2 separate regions of the Mus musculus genome follow, and region 2 is linked to region 1. A link is a loop called in an ENCODE intact Hi-C map of the cell type or tissue named here. Cell type or tissue: left cerebral cortex. All regions are shown on one strand. Each heading gives the region's core, and the rest is flanking DNA. Links, peaks and the distances in the headings are about the cores only.

Region 1 (2,913 bases), core at 170-2,669:
ACAGGAGTGCAAACCCAAGGCCACTAGACCTCATAGTTGCTGTGGGGTCCAGCCTAGCCCTGCCTTTTCTCCCTAAGACGGGGAGGAACCGGACACACACCCAGAAGGTCCTCCTCATAGCTCAGACCTGTAGTTTGGGGAACCAGGACTAGAGTGGCTTCACCTCACCTTTTATCCCAAACCACTTGGAACCAGTGCTAGGTAAGCTCTTAAAGTGGGAGCCACGGGACAAGGCCTGCCTTCCTGGAGGTAGCCTCAGAGCCTGGAGCATCCAAAGATCCTAGGGTCTGAGCCTGGAGCTGCAGTTACCCTGAAGACTTGTGTCCTGGCCCACGCTGTGAAGAAAACGGATGCTGCAGACCTGACACCCGTGGGCACCCCCAGCCTTACAAGTGATGCCTTGGACCTCTTTGCAGAGTGCACAGCTGCACCCCACATCCACATGTGTGCTCATATGACCCTTCAACATGTTCCAACCCCAAGAGACATGTCCTTCACTGTGTCCTGACCATACTCAAGCTGTTCCTAGTCCCAGGCCAATGTGGGTCAGATGGCTGTTTGGGGACCAGAAGCTGACTGGGCCAAGATGGCTTCCTATGAGACTTGAGAGGCAGGAAGACTTGGAGACGGAAGGAGATTAGAGCTCAGTGGCCCTCACAGGGAGAGCCAGGGTGGCATCACTCAGGGCCCTCCCTGTGCCTGTGTTTGCAGGTGCATTTGATCAATCTACAATACCCAGTCTGAGAAGAGAGACCCGGAGTGGACATTACTCCATGGGTCTCAGTGTGGCTTCACAGCCCTAAGTGACAGATGAGGGCCACTGTTAGGGACTATCTACCCATCTGCCTGCACTTTCCTCCATGCCCCTGTCTATCTGTCTGCAGCCCAGGGTCCTGTGAGTCTGTCCCTACACAAGTCACACCCAGGACCTGTGACACGTGCCCCGCCCCCACTGGCTTCTTCCAGCCCCATCCTTGCCCACAGGTGTCCAGTCCATTTCAGCCACCGTGGGCTTTACCATCAGTGGCCTCTCCTGTCTCCCCTCCCTGGAAGCCCACAGGGCAGCAGGGTTGGCGTTTCCTCAGAGCCCACTAGTCACCAGCAAACAGCTTCGAGGGACAGAGGACACCGGTGTAGTCCATGACTCTCCACCAGGTGGCGCCATGAACCTTTGCTTTCATTACTAATCCCAATCATAAATGCCCTTTCTTCCGTTCAAGAGATAATAAATAAATACCAGGGTGAACAGAGCTTCTATCTCCACATGAAGGTGGATGTATGAGACTTCAGAGAATCTAGCTAACGTTAGGAGCTCAGAGAAGCTGCAGCTTGAACTTTGTCCCAGCTCCTCTGCGTGTCCATGAAATGGCTTTCCAGGTGGGTGTCATGGCTAGTTTAAAGTGTCACACCTTGGCTTTGAACCAGAGCTCACCATCCCCCTCTAGGGAGCATGGGGTCACTGGTGCTTGCCAAATCCAAGATTCCCATCATGAGCATAGCTGAGGGTTTCCGGGGTGCTGACAGTCAGTTCTCCCCTATAATACCCAGGCGAGGGGCCTTCCACTTGTCTCTGCCCCCGACCATTGCCCCACCTCACCTTCCCTGAAGAGGGCACTGTGGTCGTCTGTGGCTGCAGGGTGATCAGATCAGGCCCCGAGCAGGTGTATGGCAGCTGAGCCCGGTAGCGCTGTAGAAGCGTGTTCATGACGCTTGACTCGTTGACGCTGACCAGAGAAGCCAGGTCCTCAGCTTGGTCCAGCTCAGAGGGGTTGGCCTAAAGAACTCACAAAGGATCTCCTCTGGATTCCTTGGCCCCTACCCCACCAGCACCAGCACACATACACAGATATGTGCATGGACAAATGCTTGCATACACACCCTCATGCATACATGTGCCCCACACACTGCTTGGTCTTGTCATGTAAAGGGCATGTGACAAAGACCAGTGCACAAAGGGAAGTGACAGGCTCTCTCCTTGGCCTGTCTATCTCCTTTGCTTTGTCTCCACATCCTGGGTGCACTGCTCTGTGAGGCTGCTGTCTCCAAGACAGGTCAAGTAAAACCCCAAGTGTACCATGCTTGGCTTGCTGAGGGTACATGCCTCTTCACATCATCTGCTTTTTAAGTCCTGGAGAGGAACACTCGACGTGCCCTGTGACACCCAGGGGTGGAAGCCAGTGGCCAACCACCTCCTTTACCAAAGCTCACTGTGCCTTGGTCCCTTAGAGGTATGCACAGCCCCCTAAGGGAAAGGTTGATGCCCAAAATATGCACCATTGGAATCTATGCTTCAATGGCAACCTGCCCATTTAGCTGAGTTCCCTAGCTCCCAGGGTGAAAACAGAAACACGTCTATGGAAAGGTTTTCACAAAATGAAAAGTAATCTCCTGCTCAGATCAGTCAGAGCCACGGCAACAGGAGCCAGCAGGCTTGTCTTCACAAAGAGCTAAAAGATACAGTGAACGATCCCATGATGGAGCCCCATCAGCAGAGCCCTGAGTACCATGGGGGGTGGGGACAGAGAGGACAGAGCAGTGGTGGGGAGGAGGGGACACTCACCGGGTGGACCTGCTCCTCATCCACTTCGATGACAGTCCTGTCTGCATCGATGCAGAGCCGCACCCTTCCAGCAGGCGGGTCAGCTGTTCCCTCATCTGGTTTAAGCACCGTTGCTGCATGGACAGCCAGAGACAGGAGGGGAAAGAAAGGTGGGTAGGAGGGCAGGGGCAGGGAGGGGAAAGGAGAGGAGGGAATAGAAAGGGAGGGGAGGGAGAGGAGGGGAGGGGAGGGGAAGGGAGGGGAGGAGGGTTAGGAGAGAAGGGGAAGGGAGGGGAGAGAGTGAAGGGGAGAGGGGGAGAAGAGAGGGGAGGGGAAGGGAAGGGAGGGGAGGGGAAAAGGAGAAGGGAGGGGAG
Region 2 (2,913 bases), core at 112-2,611, 400 kb before region 1:
TCTGCCTCCCAAGTGATGCTGACATATGCTGTCTTAGTTAGGATTTTACTGCTGTGAAGAGACACCATGACCAAGGCAACTCTTAGAGGGGAAACATTTAATTGGGGCTGGCTTACAGGTTCAGAGGTTCAGTTCATTATCATCAAGGTGGGAACATGGAAGAGTCCAGGCAGGCACAGTGCATGAGGAGCTGAGAGTTCTACATCTTCATCTGAAGGCTGCTAGTGGAAGACTGGCTTCTAGGCGGCTAGGATGAGAGTCTTAAAGCCCACGTCCACACCTACTCCAACAAGACCACACCTCCTCCAACAAGATCACATCCATTTCCACAAGGCCATGCCTCCTCCAACAGGGCCACACGTACTCCAACAAGACTACACCCACTCCAACAGGGCCACACCTACTCCAACAAGGCTACACCCAGTCCAACAGGGCCACACCTACTCCAACAAGGCCACACCCACTCCAACAAGGCCACACCCACTTCAACAAGACCACACCCACTCCAACAAGGCCACACCCTCTAATACTGTCACTGCCTGGGCCAAGCATATACAAACCATAGCATATGCTGACCTCCTCAAACCTATTGAGCCCTTTCACCCACCAGCCTTTTCACAGGATAGCTCACTGGCAGGGAAAACCGACACCTTTGACCTTCACTTTGGTACCTCCCACTCAGTTTCCAACAGCCTGGCTCCCTGGGGACACTTTCCCTGGTCTCTGGCCTACCATCACCTCTTGTCCCTGAGTCCCTGAGTGTCAGGGTTTCTCTTGTCCCTACCTGCTCTGTGGCACTACCCCTATGACCCCTCTCTGGCACTCTCTGCCCTCCTCACCCCCGCCATGTTTTCTCATCTGGTCACATATTGGGGGGTTTGAATAAGAATGGTAGCCCCCTCGCCCCACCCCCATCCCACCCCCTGCACGAAGTGGAACTGTTGGGGGAAGGGTTAGGAGGTGTGACCTTGTTGAAGGAAGTTAGTTCCTGGGATGGGATTTGTAGTTTCAAAAGCCTGTGCCAGGCGCTCTGTCTCTGTCTCTGTCTCTGTCTCTGTCTCTGTCTCTGTCTCTGTCTCTGTCTCTCTGTCTCTGTCTCTGTCTCTGTCTCTGTCTCTGTCTCTGTCTCTGTCTCTCTCTCTCTCCTTCCTGTCTGTGGACCATGATATAAAGCACCTGTGTGCTTTTTACTCATGGACTCACCCTCTGAAACTCTAAGCAAACCCCCAATGAAATGCTTTTATTTATTTTTTATTACTTTGTTTTTTAAAGAAGAGTTTCCATAGTTACAATGTTTCTTTACAGCCACAAGCAGTAACTAAGACGCCATCCTGTACCAGGGCAGAGACTCGGAGAGAGCAGGACCCTCACAGCTCGTATCATAGGCGCAGAACCTGGTAACAGTGGACGTTTGTGGATGCTGGCAGGATCCTCGAAGGATGTCAGATCCACTAGCCAAGGATCCCCCCTGTCTGTCCTTGAAGTCCAGGTTTCCTCTTGCTGGCCTGTACTGTCTACTTCTTTCCACCAGAGGGCACCAGGCCACCTTAGTTGGAGGCTGTCACCAACTTTTTGAGGTCATGTTGACTAAGCTCAACCAACAAAACAGAACAGCAGCAGCTAAGCCCAAAGTCAAAGCAACAAAAGAAACAAGGGATGAGAGAGACCTCATCATTACGAAGAGGCCATGTGAAAAAATAAACCAAAACCAAAACCAAACAAACCCCCACAGAACCGGGGAAGAGGCCTACAAATCATATCTCATGAAGGTTTTGATCCATCATATGTAAAGAGCACTTATAGTACAGCAACAACCCAGTAACCTCTTGAGCAATGGCCAAAGGGATTAAAGAGCCTTTTCAGAGATGGCATACTGTCAGCTACAAGAAGCATTGAGAAAGATGTGACAGCAGTGCTTATCATGGAAACATGAGAACGTGGTGAGTCTGTAGGCCTACTGTGCTGATTGTAGAAAGCAGTGCATTGGTGAGCGTTGGAAGGAAGAGAACTGCCGTGTGCCACCAGTGGCAGGTGAAATGGCATGGTGTGGTTTCTGTGGGAAGTGTGGGTTTGTAGAGGTTACACTACACGACCTGGCAACACTGTTCTGAAGATCATATTTAAGAGAAATGGAAACTAATTTCTATGTTCAGAGCAGGGCAGTTACTTAGGTAAAAAGTGGAAATAATTCCAAAGTTCAATGTTGGATGGATGGGTAAACAAAACAGAGCATAATGTTCACAACGAAATATTACACAGCCATGAAAAAGAACAGCTTATACATGTTGCACTGCAGGGAGAGCTTGGAAACCCCGTGGCGAGTGGGAAAAGCTGCATGTCTGCTACCCGCGTGAGAGCTCACAACTGGCAGATCACAGAGAAGAAAGCTTAGCATCCAGGATATACAACAGCCACCACCAAGTCAGCTGCTGAGTGACTGCTAGAGAGCAAGGTTCTCACTGGGCAGAACACTGCTGTGTGGTATGTGTCCTCAGGAGCCAATTTCATACCCTGGGCACTGTATGACAGCACAGCCTGGAGGGCAAAGGCCTTACCCAAGGTTACACCCTATGCCCTAGGGCACTGGTTCTCAACCTTTTCACAAGGGTTGTAGGTCACATATCCCACATATCAGATTCGTAACAGTAGCAGTTTAATTACAGTTAAAACTAGCAATGGAATGATTTTACGGTTTGGGGTCAGCACAGCGTGAGGTCTAACCAGTGCCTTAGAGGGTGCTGGCCTACCCTCGCCCTGCCCGGCTGGCAAGCACTCATGGTACCTGAGCAGACAGGCTCCTGGCTGCTCCAGTGCGGTTTGGAGGCATTGATGCAGGTCAGCGTCTTGGCTCCCTGCAGCTCGTAGCCCAGGTGGCAATGGAAGTGGGCCACCCCGCCCGAGTGCAGATCCATC

The links. A loop is a pair of places that touch in the nucleus more often than their neighbours do. Peaks named below come from ENCODE experiments on the same cell type or tissue, not always from the same donor. Only the 100,000 strongest peaks of a DNase experiment are listed, where the experiment ranks them.
Region 2: it touches region 1 in a loop (3-fold over the local background); 10 of 42 quality-filtered maps call a loop at or near these places.

The regions. Positions count from the first base shown.
Region 1 is chr5:112,869,824-112,872,736 of GRCm38, forward strand. It overlaps Myo18b (myosin XVIIIb), which reads right to left. Exons shown (of 44, transcript NM_028901.2): 6 at 2,561-2,673; 7 at 1,598-1,774. Among named protein-coding and RNA genes, the nearest start is that of Myo18b, 25 kb to the right of the region's middle. In left cerebral cortex, for the core only: a CTCF peak has its summit at 1,148 (motif pointing right); a DNase peak (open chromatin) is centred at 1,154.
Region 2 is chr5:112,468,815-112,471,727 of GRCm38, forward strand. It overlaps Sez6l (seizure related 6 homolog like), which reads right to left. Exons shown (of 17, transcript NM_001253916.1): 5 at 2,783-2,913. Among named protein-coding and RNA genes, the nearest start is that of Gm42160, 6.6 kb to the right of the region's middle. In left cerebral cortex, for the core only: a CTCF peak has its summit at 1,528 (motif pointing right); a DNase peak (open chromatin) is centred at 1,550.